Regions from separate parts of the Homo sapiens genome. Here region 1 is linked to region 2. The links are chromatin contacts, found by Hi-C or POLR2A ChIA-PET in ENCODE. All regions are on one chromosome and are shown on one strand. The core of a region is the stretch at or near the end of the contact, and the rest is flanking DNA. Distances in the headings are between cores, read along the strand shown.

What was found. A loop is a pair of places that touch in the nucleus more often than their neighbours do. ChIA-PET counts read pairs that join two places held with the same protein, here RNA polymerase II (POLR2A). Pooled maps may share reads with other maps.
Region 1: a loop to region 2 is called in a map of Caco-2, with 3 times the contacts of the local background. The contact joins the promoter of C5orf52 here to the enhancer-like site in region 2. A Hi-C loop is called at or near these places in 2 of 168 maps with a recorded cell type or tissue (Caco-2 and PC-3) and 4 of 50 pooled maps. POLR2A ChIA-PET finds 5 or more read pairs at or near these places in 1 of 52 experiments (A549).

Annotation. Positions count from the first base shown.
Region 1 is chr5:157,667,598-157,674,531 of GRCh38, forward strand. It overlaps C5orf52 (chromosome 5 open reading frame 52), which reads left to right and starts at 3,936. Exons shown (of 3, transcript NM_001145132.2): 1 at 3,936-4,229. The coding sequence starts at 4,018. It also overlaps a transcript of SOX30 not described here. RefSeq lists enhancers at 3,601-4,158, 3,624-3,733.
Region 2 is chr5:157,362,061-157,368,580 of GRCh38, forward strand. The region is part of intron 26 of CYFIP2 (cytoplasmic FMR1 interacting protein 2); the gene reads left to right. It overlaps NIPAL4-DT (NIPAL4 divergent transcript), which reads right to left. Exons shown (of 3, transcript NR_136205.1): 2 at 2,466-2,545; 3 at 555-1,144. Among named protein-coding and RNA genes, the nearest start is that of FNDC9, 20 kb to the left of the region's middle. RefSeq lists a silencer at 136-346. Within about 2 kb of position 4,876, at least 3 of the 41 ENCODE cell types and tissues checked have a DNase peak (open chromatin) inside an H3K27ac peak, as active enhancers do.

The sequences.
Region 1 (6,934 bases), core at 2,686-5,185, 300 kb after region 2:
GTGGCAGGCCCCTGTAATCCCAGCTACTTTACTCTGGAGGCTGAGGCAGGAGAACCACTTGAACCCAGGTCGCAGAGGCTGCAGTGACCTGATATCATGCCACTGCCCTCCAGCCTGGGCGACAGAGCGAGACTCCATCTCAGAATACATACATACATACATACATACACACACACACACACACACACACACATACAAACCTTGCTGGATGCACAGTAGACTTTGTTCCTTCCCTCTACAACATTTCTCCATGACCTGGAACAAAAAGAAGGGAACTTCTGTTTACTGAGCACCTATGACCTGCAAGGCATTTTATATCTTACCTCATTCATTCCCCACAACAACACTTGTCAGGCATCACGCCTATCTTACAGGCAAGAAAACCAAGGCACAGAGAGGTGGAGGAACTTAATGTCAGATGTGAACCAGGCCATACGATGCACAGGGCGTGCTCTTCCCATGCCAGGCTGCCGCCCCAGTGATTCTCAGCTTCATTATGAGCACAGAGTTTATTTCAGCCATTATTGGCCAAAGGAACTGCTCTGTGAGGGATGCCCATGTTTGGAGCCTTCGTTTATGGTCCCTGGCCACTGACTCTTCTCCTACGGCTGTAGCTGTTGAGGACAGTGGTTGATAACATGTCAAGAAGGAAGCCTGGGATGAAGACTTATTCCCCACACTGCAGGTCCTAGCTCCAGGCTGTCAGGCAGGGGCAGTGATTTCAGAATGTGAAGGATTCAGAATTTGGTGGGTCCAGAGGATCCTGCCAAAGGGTTAGCCAGCTGGAATCAGAGGGGTAACTTGTCAGGGAGCAGGGGGAGGTAGGTAGCTGCTGAAGTTGCTGCTAAGAGTGATCCCAAAGTTCTGACATATCTGTCTCATCCATCCATCCATTCATCCATTCACTCACCAATCCATCCATCCATCCACTCATCCATCCATCCACTCATCCATCCAACCACTCATCCATCCGTCCATCCATCCATCCATCCATCCACTCACCTATCTATGTGGCCCTTGAACACACAATCAGAACATAAAGGTGGAAGAATGGGTTTTCTTCTTTGCTGTGACACCTCTGGCTTTTCCTGATCAGTGATGGGGACCTGCAGACTGGGAGTGCTTCAGCTCTGGTTCACTCTGATCTTGGGCAAGTTACCTCTCCACTCTGAGAGGTTGGGGAGGTGGAAGAAACCATATAGCTGTCTTGTGCAGATCGCCCCTCCTATTTCATCGATGGGTGACTGAGCCTGGGAGTAGGAAGGTGACTTGCCAAGGTCAGGTAAGGAATTAGTGGTAGATTTGGTACTGGATCCCAGGATCCTGCTGCTCATTTGTAAAGTGAGAATGGGAATCCCGGCTTTCCTCACTTCCCAGGATTGTAGAGAGGACCCCATGAGATAAATGGTGGGAAAGCATTTTGACAGGTGAGGTCACAAGGCCAAAAGGTGCCAAATGTGCACCTGGGGCCCTGGCTGCTAGACTAGGGCAGATCCCACAGAGACCAAAAGGGGTCAGCAGAGGCTTGTGCTTAAATGCTCAGCTAGGATCTGCTGCAAGGCACAATGCCTGGGTGCTGGGATTGGGGAGGGAAGCAAAGTCATTTAATTTTTTGAGACAGAGTCTTACTCTGTAGTCCAGGCTAGAGTGCAGTGGCACTATCTCGGCTCACTGCAACCTCTGCCTCCTGGATTCAAGTGATTCTCCTGCCTCTGCCTCCTGAGTAGCTGGGATTGTAGGCAGGCACCACCACACTCGGCTAATTTTTGTAGAGATGGGGTTTCACCATTTTGGCCAGGCTGGTCTTAAACTCCTGACCTCTAGTGATCTGCTCTCCCCGATCTCCCAAAGAGTTGGGATTATAGGTGTGAGCCACCGCGCCCATCAATTTTATTTATTTATTTATTTATTTATTTATTTATTTATTTATTTATCTGAGACAAAGTATTTCTCTGTCGCCCAGGCTGGAAGTGCAGTGGCACAATCTTGGCTCACTGCAACCTCCGCCTCCCGGGTTCGACTGATTCTCGTGCCTCAGCCTCCCTAGTGGCTGGCATTACCGGTGGGCGCTACCACGCCTGACTAATTTTTTTATTTTTAGTATAAACGGGGTTTCATTATGCTGACCAGGTTGGTCTCGAAAACTCCTGACCTCAAGTGATCCGCCCGCCTTAGCCTCACAAAGTGCAGGGATTACAGGCATGAGCCACGGCACCCAGCCTGGCCATTTTTCTGTAGAATTCCAGGAACAGGCTGAGTGGGGATGGGGGTGGTTCTGAGGCTACTAAAGAGAAGAGCCAAAGATTGTATAGGTAAATTCTACCTGCCAACGCCCTAGACTCAAATGCATCAGGCTCACCCCAGGAAGGGCAGCTAGGGCTGCCTTGTTCTAGAGACTATATGAAGGGCAAGGAAAAAGCCTCCTGAACCCAGGTGGAAGCCTAAATGCTAAGGGATGTTCTGGATCCTCATCATCAGATAATCCAGAGAGAAGTGAACTGATGGCCCCTCAAACCAGTGAGTAATGGGAATAAAGGAATGTGCTGTTCATCACAGCAACTAAAAGTCTGCAGGAGAGACAATGCTCTTGAGGGTAAGGGTAGTGATAGGAGGAGGGTCAGTCATTTTCATGCTAGTTAAGAAATATTTATCAGGCACTGTATTAGGTGTTGGAGATACTGAAATGTACAAGACAGTCATGGCCCCTTTTTTCAGAGCTCAAAGTCTAGTGGGGGAAACAGACATTAAATAGGCAATTACAGGCAGACAGAGCTTAAAAAGAGGATAACAGTGGCTACCTTAAAAGGATGTTGTGAAATTTAATGAGATAATCCAGGTAAAGAGTTTTATCAGGGCTTGGCACAGAGTAAGCCCTCTAAAAATGATAACTATTTTTCTTGCTTTGGATAGGGAAGTTAAAATGAAGGGCTCTGTGGAAGTGAAGTGTGAAGAGAGATCTATTCCAGGTCGGAGGCTAGGGAGTCCCAAGACCGCCTGAAGAAATCACAAGAAATCTGAAGAACTTTTAGCTTGAGGGAGAGGGAGGGGAGAAAAAAATAGCAACTCGTTAGCAGTTCAGTTTCACCACTTTACAGCCTATGAAGTCTTTGGCTTCCCTCATCTGGTTCGATCTTCAAACCTAACCAGACCGGCATCTAGAGTTAATATTTCCATTTTACACAAGAGGGAAGTGAGACCCAGTGGGAAAAATGACTTGTTCAGAGTCATAAAGCAAAGTCCGGAAGCAAGTCTTTCTGGTCCATTATGTGTGGGAAAAGTAAACAAAAACCGCGGGGCGTTACCGAAATATTAGGTTATAAACGTGGAACAAAGTCTAAGAGTTAACGAGAGCGAGGCACCACTTATAGGGGTGGGCCAGGTAGGTTTCCCGGGGGAGCTGGCATTGGAATAGGCTTCTTCGCCTGCTCGGTGTCAAGACCCCGCAGGAGATGGCGGATTCATTCAGGAAGCAGCCGCTCCGGGAAGCCTTAGCCAAGGGTCTTCCGGAAAGACACCAGTCTTGATCCTGGAGCCTCAATCCCCGCTGACCCAGCACTTTGGTTTCCATAGCAATTGTCTCGTCGCAGAAAGGAATCGCCTGTGCTGGGTCTTCAGACCTCAGCTCCATGCCGCTGAGCAGCCCCACCCTGGCTCAACCCGTTACCCGCCCCGCCAGCAGGCCGGGGTCACTGCAGTCCCCACGTCGAAGCGGAAAAGGTCTGCTCAGCTCACCGCACCCCACTTCTTCCAGACCCGTCCGTCTTCACAGCAACGCGCCGGGTCTCACCACGGCGGATGCCGAGGGACAATATTACCGCGTCCGTGGCCGCCGGACTCTGCACGCATGTCCAACAGCCCCCGTCCCCTTCCCCGCAGCCAATATGTGTCTCCCAGGCAACGCGCCGCGCTCGGTTCAGGGCTCCGCCCAGGGACTCACTCCGCGTCAGCGCGCGCCCACCTAGGTGGGCTGGCAACCAGCCACCAGTTTCCAACTCTTTCTCCAACAGGGAAGCCGCAATGACACAGCCGACTAGGCCCTCGGTCACCTGTGACCAGGGATCCTCCACGATCGGCGGGACCGCCGCCCAGGCGACCACCAGTTCCAGCGCCACCTCGGGTTCGAACTACCAGCGCGATAGACTCGGCCGCCGCCCAGAAATCGGCGTAGGGGGTCAGCCGCAGATCTGCTTTCCGCGGCCGAGGTCCGCGCAGCAGCCGGTGCTGTTCAGGTGTGGCCCGCATGCCCAGAGCGTTCGTCAGACCCTCGGACCCGCGAGGGAACCCTAACTCTTTGGGACTCGCGCTCCCCTTAGCCGGACCCCGGCCCTTTTTCACACCCCAGGATAGTCGATTTCTCGTAGCCCCGGGCACCAGCACCTTCCCAGTCTAGCTCTTCGGATTCCCCGGAGCCCGAACTCCCTCGCCCCGGAATCGCGGGAGAACCTGGAATCCCCATCTCCACTGACATTTTCTCAGAATGACATCTCCACTGACATTTTCTCAGAATCGGTCCTGGCCCGTCAGTCCCCCAGGCATGACAACATGTGGCCGCAGTGCCCTAGGGGGATGAGCCCTGACTCTTAGAACCTGGCGAGGCCCAGGTCCTCCCAAGTTCGAATCCGTCTCATACGCCCCTTCTCAGCCTCTCTTTTCCCCGGTGGTCCTGGAAAAAACCCCAGTTCCCTCTGCCTGGCCCGGATCCTCACAAACCCCAATTACCCGCGCTCCTTTCCATTCCACAAACCCCCCTCACTGCATCCTTCAGGCCCCTGTCCATGGAGAACTTGAGGTGGAAAGCAATTTGGTTCAAAATGACCTTTATTACTTGAAAGGGAATATTTCCAGTCGTTGCCACCCTCTTCCCCTTCTAGTATTGGTAAATTTGGTGCACCCACTGAGTGGGTGAAGAGTTTTATGTGTCCTTAAATGTTTTAGGGATTTTTTTTAAACAACAACAACAAAAAAAAACCAGGATTTGGGGGACTTTTGTGTTTGAGCATCTTGATCTCTAAACCAGCCTTTTCCATCACCTCATACCTAGGCTGTGCATAGGTCAGAAAAATGTAAATGGGAGACTGGGAAATTGGATTGTTCATATTAGTTTGTAAATCTAAAAACATACACGACACTCCGGGTTCCAAATTGGCTGAAAATGAATTGCAATTCTCCTGCCTCAGCCTCCTGAGTAGCTGGGATTACAGGCGTGCACCACCATGCTCGGCTAATTTTTGTATTATTAGTAGAGGCGGGGTTTCACCATGTTGGCCAGTCTGGTCTGGAACTCCTGACCTCAGGTGATCTGCCTGCCTCTGCCTCCCAAAGTGCTGGGATTACAGGTGTGAGCCACTGCACCCGGCATCAGTTAGAAAAAAATTCTAGTCCTTCAAAATGTTTCACCCTTCCACAGTTGTCTTTTTTGTCCTAATTATAAAAGTAGCATACACTTATGGATAAATAAGGCCAGGTGCAGTGGCTCATGCCTGTAATCCCACCACTTTGGGAGGCTGAGGAGGGTGGATCGCCTGAGCTCAGGAGTTCGAGACCAGTCAGGTCAACATGGCGAAACCCTGTCTCTACCAAAAATGCAAAAAATTAGCCGGGCATGGTGGCTGGCCTGTGGTCCCAGTTACTCGGGAGCCTGAGGTGGGAGGATTGCTTGAGCCTGGGAGGCTGAGGTTGCATTGAGCGGAGATTGCGCCACTGCACTCCAACATGGGCGACAGAGTGAGATCCCATCTCAAAGAAATAAAAATAAAATAAAATAAGAAAAATAAGACTAGCAGCATGATTGGCTAGGGACAATCACCGTTAACATTTTGGTGCATTTTGTTCAGGCTTCATTCATATATAATATATATATGACAACATACTTATACTTAAAAAACAATACATCACAAAAAGTTCAGTTTCTAGTAACCTGCTTTCTTCTCCCATCTAATACACCACCCGTGTCTATGTTTCATACACAATTACATGTATTTTATTTTATGACATACCAAAATTTATTCAATATTGTACATTTTGTTTCCACATTTTAGAAAGAAAATATGAACAATTTTTTTTTTTTTGAGACGGAGTCTCACTCTGTCGCCCAGGCTGGAGTACAATGGTAAAGTAGTTCACTGCAACCTCCGCCTCCTGGGTTCATGTGATTCTCCTGCCCCAGCCTCCCGAGTAGCTGGGATTACAGGCGCTCACCACCACGCCCAGCTAATTTTTGTATTTTTAGCAGAGATGGGGTTTCACCATCTTTGCCAGGCTGTTCTGGAACTCCTGACTTCCAAGTGATTCGCCTGCTTCAGCCTCCCAAAGTGCTGGGACTACAGGCGTGAGCCAACTTGCCCGGTCCTGAACAATTATTTTTAAATGGACAAAACCATTTAAAGATATATGTTCATAAGACTACTTCGTGGTGTAACCAAATTATCAAAAAGTGAAAACTCAGTGCCTGTAAGTGTATCCACTTTTCACCATTTTCTCATTTTGACCAAATTGTTGTATTTTCACCTGGAGTACTTGGCTCCATTCTACCCCACCCCACCCCATCTTTCACCTCTCACCTTTCAGAGTCTCCTAAAACCCCTAGCCACCCCATACCTCCTTCACTTTTCTAAACTCCCCAAACTTTCTTCCAGAATTTCCCTGTTAACCAGCCTAACACCTGTCCAAGCTTTTCATTTGCATTTCTCCCTGCTCTGATTTATACTCCCCCAACCCCCCACCTCCCAGATCCCCTTGAAGCATATGCTCTAGAGCAAGTGCCCCCCAAGCTAAACACCTCCCAGATTCATCCTTCTGAATCCTACCCTACAACTTTACTCCTCTCCTCTAAGACTCCTCTCACCATTTCATCCTTAAGAAGGATCATCAAGATGACTGCTTTTGGCTGGGTGGGCGTGGTGGCACTTGCCTGTAATCCCAGCACTTTGGGAGG
Region 2 (6,520 bases), core at 3,626-6,125:
TTTAGCCCAAAGGGGCAGGCTATCGTCTTGAAGTGGGTGGGGGCTTATAGTCATAGGTAGATTTCAGAGAGTTTCTGCTTTGCAATTGGGTAAGGAAGAGAAGCTTTGTTTTAAAATTTAGGGTCAGCAGAAAAGAATGTTAGCTCCAGCTTGTGGGTATGGCTTCTTCCAGGCCTCCTAAGAATAAGTTTAGAACAAAGAACTGGAACTGCGGTCAGAGTTCGGCCTGCAGTTCCCTCTTATCTGAGGTCTGCATGCATGCCAGCACATCTGTTTGGTGTGGGTCCAGGTTTCTGAAAAAGAACTCTGGTTCATATGTGAAGATGTTATCTTTAATTTCTGTAGGGAATCAAACATCCCATGATTCTAGCTTCCTTGGCTGTTGTTTTAAGTTAGTTACTATTACCTTCTTGCTTATCAGCTTGCTTATTTACTTCTCAGGGCTAGCTAGGTGCCTGGAATTTCCCTTGAAGAAACTCAAGATTTTATTTCCATGCTTGGCGGGGGCGGTGCTGCAGGGCCCCTAAGAGGGTTCCCTGCTCCATCTCACTCATTAGATAATTATTCCTTGGATATCATAGGACAGGCACTGTTCTGGGGCATGTAGCAGTGTCCAGCCCTGCCTCCTGTCCTGTCCATATTTACACCGAAATCATGTGTCTACTGTTACAGCAAGAGCTAGGAGGGGTGACTGCAGGGTCCTGTGGGAACAGAAGACAGAGAACTCGATGTGTTCTTGAGGTTGAGGAAGGACTTCTCTGGGGAGATGGCCTGGAGAATGAGCAGGAATTTGCCTGGTGAAGCTGTCCCAGGCTGAGGGGAGAACATGCACTGTTACCTTCATTTCTTATGATGGGGGACAGTTGTTTTACCCTGCAGGATAGTTTCAAGGCCAGAAAGATACACCACATGTAAAGCTCATGCAGTAAGAACTAAACCATTGGTAGTGTTGTCATATTGAACAAAGCACACCCCCCGTACATCTCCCTCTTAGGACCCCGCAGAACCAGCACTCTTCTTCCTGCATGACCACTTGTATTTGCTCTGCCTCATGGCTGACTCAGAGACTGTGCTCTCCTCCTTCCTCCCCAAGGCACTCCAGTTTGTCTCTGTTCTCCACATGGTGCTCCCAGTCGGCCCAGTCCTACAGGTGTCGAGGTAACGGAGAAGGAAACAGGATGTTACTCTGGGATGCCTCATTCTCAGAACCTAGTGGGAATCTCTTTTAGCATCCAGCCATCCATCCACTCATTCAGCAAGAGGCGTGGCGAGCCTCTTCATTGCCAGGAGCAGTTCTAGGTTGTGGATAAATGGTCATGAATAAGAGACAGAGTTTTACCATTTTTATTCCAGAGAGGGGAACGAGCAAAGTCGTAACAATCAGAGTGTGGTTGCAGATGGGGAGGGGAGCTGTGAAGGAATACACAGGATAAAGGGAGAGTGGCTGTGTCAGAGAGAGATGTGCTGTTTTTGAAGAGGCTGGAGCTTGGTCTTAAGGAATAGGGAGGACCTCATAGTGAGCTGGTGCCAAGGGGACAGAGGTTAGAGCCGTGGAGGGAGGCAGCCAGGCAGCAGGTCACTGGGGCTTCGTGGGCCACCACAGGATGCCATGTGAGCAGCAGGTGAGGGGGTCTGCCTGGCTGTTTTCAAAGGCCTGGGGGCTACTGGGAGAGTGAAGGACAAGGCTCTTACAGTCTAGAGCCCATCTTGGAGGCAATAGGTGCTTGGAGAATAGACGGGAGGGGAAAGGAGAAGCCTGGAACAAAGGTAGAGAGATAATGGAGCTTCTGAATCAGAGCCAGAAAGGATGCCTTGCCTCTAATTGTCTTTGTGACTTGGGATGAACCAGTTCATTTCATCCCTCAGTGCCCCCGTCCCTAAAATGAGTGACTTGGACCTGCCATTCTCAGACTCTCCCTGAGAGGCTCTGAAATGGGGACTGTTTGCGCTTCCTCTATAAGGAGTAATTGCTTCTCTGTTACCCCTTAAATGGACTCTCCAGACAGCTAATTGATAAGTTTTTTACACAGATCAGCAGACCCAGGTTGCTATAGCAACGTAGCCCTCAGAAGTCGTAGGGATAAATAGGAACAACTTCTGAAGGCCTCAGGGGCACCAGAACAGTGGAGGTGGGGCGGGGTGGCGGGGGGGGGTGGGTCCCTGAAGCCTCAGTCCCCGAGTGTCTCCTGTTAAGCACCTCTTTTCATGAGGAACTGTGACTCAGAGACCATCAATTCAGCTTCCCCTGTTCAGAATCCAGAGGCAGACTATTGATGGGGGCCGCAAGGAAAGGACCACTTCCTCAGGCACCGTCTGGGTGGTCACTCACATGTATCACTGAGGACAACAGGACACTCAATGACCTTCAGAGCTGAGACCTGAGACAGACCCGCTACAGCATGAATCTTTCAACCCCTTCTATTCATAAGTGAGAAAACTGAGAACCAGAGAGAGGAGGAACTCACCTGAGGTCACACAGCATAGCAGCAGCAGAGGTGGAAGAACTAAAGCACAGGTTTCCAATATTGATCCCAGTCCTTGGGGGCTAGGGGTCGGGGAAGGATGGGGAACACAGAGCAGGGATTAGGCTCACTGAAGTCCTCATTCTGCTTTCTACTTAGACAGCTGGGGAGATCTCCAAGCCTAGACAGTGCTTTCTGAGATTAGAATGAGGCATGAGCTTTCTGGAGTTTTTTTAGTTTAGGAAGCTAGAATTAAATTTTTAAATGACATACCAATTCTTCTCAATGAAAGAAGACTACTAATTGCCAAAAAAAAAAAGGAAAGATGCCTAATGGCCATCATAGAGGAAAGGCTGTATAAACTGTGGAATGTCCATTCTCATGGAAAACTCTGAAGCAGGTAAAAAGAATAAGCTGATAAAGTAGTTTTGCACATACCAAGATAAAAAATAGTGAAAGATACAATATTGAGCTTTAAAAAGTTTTAGGACAAGACACACATGATGCCATAGATATAAACCACAAATAACTCTGCATTGAAAAAGATCTAGAAAAAAAAAAGCATACCAATATTTAACAGACATTTTCTCTAGGTATGAGGGAGGAATCCAGGATTAGAGGTCAACAGGGACTTTTTAGCCTTATCTGGAATGTCTTAATTTCTTACAAGGAAAGCACATTCATGTATTATTATTGACCTATAATTTTAAAATAGTATATGCTAGTTTTAGAAAAACTGGGAAATACCAGAAAGTGCGAAGGAAAAAGTAAGAAATCTCTTGCCCATTTTACTTTTCCATTTTTTGTCTTTTTCTGCCTTTTTTTAAAAAACAGATTAATATATCATTGATAGGTAGAGGGATATAAATTTAACAGTTGATCACTTGGACAAAGGTATTTTCCTCATGAAGTTAGTAGGTGCTTATAAATATTTCTCAAAATTCAGGGTGCAATATTAGTACAGAAACCCAGGTACCTGTGCATCATTTTTCTGGTTTTTGGTTTTTATAGGGTGTTCTGGTGGTTTCAATTAATGTATTACAGTCAAATGCATAAATCTTAAGTGTACAGCTTGATGAAGGCACATGTCCATGTAGCCCAGGTCTAGACGCAGAACATTTATAGTACCATAGATGGTTCTTTCATGCCCTCTTCAGTGTTCCGCAAGGAATCGTAGTTCCGAGTTCTATTTCCAGAGATAGTGTTGCTTGTCCTTGAACTTCATGTAGAGTTATCTAGTATGTTTTCCCTTTCCTTTCTGACCTCTGTCATTCAACATTACATTTGAGATTCATCCATGTTGTAGATGATCCATTTTTTATTACCGAATCAGTTACTCTAGTATTCTCATTGCATGAACAGACTAACTGAATCATCCGTTTTACTGTGGGTGGACATTTGGGTTGTTTATAGTTTGGTACTATTATGAATAATGATGTCATGAATATTCTTGTACATGTGTTTTGGTGTATAGATGCTCCTGTTTTTATTAGGGAAATACCTATTAGGTTAGCTTCAAAGCAGTTTTCAAATTGTACCAATTTATACTCCCATTCAGCAGTGTATGAGAGTTATCATTTCTTTGCAGCCTCATAAACAATTTGTCCCTCTTTAATCATAGCCATTCTGGGGGGGCTGTCATGTTTCATTATGATTTTGATTTCCCTAATGATGCTGATTCTCCTTCCACATGCTACTAGCCATTTGGACACCATCTTTTGTGAAGTGCTGGTCAACATTCTTGCCTTTTTAAGTCATCTTTCTTATGGATTTGTGGCCATTATATACTATGGATACATGTATTGCAGATCTATTACTCTGGCTTGTCTTTTGGTGAATAGAAGTTCTTGAGGCTTAGTGTAGTTATTTTTTTCCCTTACGGTTTTGTGATTTGTTTAGAAAACCTTTCCTACTCTAACGCGTGAAGATGGGCTATCCTCTGAAAGTTTTAGAGGTTAGTCTTTCAACGCTAAACAGACCTTTAAGTCCATATTATTCACCTAGAATTGATGTTTGTGTTTAATGGGAAGTATAAATCTTTTATTTCCAGATTGTTCTGGCACCACTTCTTGAAAAGACCTTCTTCCTGCAATCTGTAGTGGTAGTGCTATGTCTGTCATTTATCTTGTATCCATAAATGGTCTGGTCATCGCAGCCTCTTAATATATTTGTTGGATCTTATCTGAAACAAATCAGCATTTGTTAAGTATTTTTATATGTATCAGGTTTTTAAAGGAAATTCTATTAATGTCTAGTGTTTCCTCTAGTATTTCCTTCCCTGGGAAATCAGAAAGTGGTCATTAGGGAAAATAGCAGTCACTAAGTTTTTGTTTAAATTTTGCTTGGTTTTCTAGACTTTCGGCCATTGTTTGTTATGCCAGCATACACCAGGAGAGGGACCTATTTGTACGTGTGAGGGAAGGCAGGCCTGAGTCCCCCGGGAAGGACAGAGCCCTTTAGTCTGCCTTTTACTGCAAGGCCTCTTGCCTGGAGTGTTCTTTGCCTTCATCTCTGTTACTTCTTCTCTCCTTATTAGAGTGGACCACAGAAACACTCCGGTCAGTCATTTGAGAGCATTACTGCCCTCACCAGAGGTGAGGAGAGTCTAGACCCAAACTCACAGATCCGAATGCCAGTCAGATCTGGAAAGGCCCCCAGAGACCATCCAGGGTTGGTTTCTCAACCTCAGCACCACTGACATTTGGAGCCAGATAATCTTTTAGGGGGTTGCCCTGGACTTTATAGGATGTTGAACAGCATTTCTGGACTATATTCCAGTAGTACCCTTCATTGTGGCAACCAATAATGTCTCTAGATATTGTCTGATATTCCTTAGGAGGGTAAAACCTCCCCCTGTTGGAAACTGCTCATCTAGTGCAACCTCAAATTTTGTAGATAGGAAAACTGAGGCCCAAGAGGGAGCTGATTTTCCCAGCATTACAGCTAGTGCAGGAGTCTGGATGAAAACCAGATGTGCCTTGGAGTCCAAAGATCCTTAAGGTTAGCGTATTACAGTACAGACAGATGCCCAGCTGAGCTTTGCCGATTGTTTTTGTTCTTTTCAACAGTTCCATCTCCACATCTGACCTTCTGTCTCCTACTTCTACCTTTTAATGTCTTTCCTCTAATTGTTTTATTACATAATTGAAATAAATTCATTGATTGAAAACTCAGAGAAGCAGAAAGAAAACAAAAACCACTTTGTCACACTAAGATGACCTCTGTTCACTTTTTTTTTTTTTTTTTTTTTAAGACAGAGTCTCACTCTGTTGCCCAGGCTGGAGTGCAGTGGCATGATCTCGGCTCACTGTAACCTCCGCCTCCCAGGTTCAAGCAATTCTCCTGCCTCAGCCTCCTAAGTAGCTGGGATTACAGGCATGCACCACCACACCCAGCTAATTTTTGTATTTTTAGTAGAAGAGATGAGGTTTCACCATGTTGGTCAGGCTGGTCTTGAACTCCTGACCTCAAGTGATCTGCCCACCTCGGCCTCCCGAAGTGCTGGGATTACAGGCATGAGCCACCATGCCCAGCCGACCTCTGTTCACATTCTAAAGGATATTCTTCCAGATGTTTTTATGTTCTAGCAGATTTTCTCATATAAAATTAGTAGTTATAAAAGCAGTACTCACCAAAGTGAGAAGAGTGACTGCCTCTATGGGATGTGATGGGTGACAGGGGCACGGGAGAAGTGTCTCTCACTTTTTAGACTTTAAATTATTGTTTAGATTTATTGCACTAAATATTTATTACTTTTTTCCTTAAAAGGAAAGACTCATACATAGCAAATGTACACAATTCAAATGCATGGAAAGTCAAAAAGTAAAAGCCCCATCTCAGCCACCCCTCTCAGACCGTCACTCCATACACCCACCTGTGCTTGATCCAGGATGATTTTGCCCATCACTCTGAGGGAAAAAAAACTCCTCCAGCTGCCCAAGAAGCGTGTCCTGTCCCTTTGCCCAGGCACCCACAAGTAATGCCTCTGGCCTTTCTGTATGAGTGTTTCTCTTAGCCCAGACACAGATTATGTTTTTGGTTGAAAACGATCCATGCTT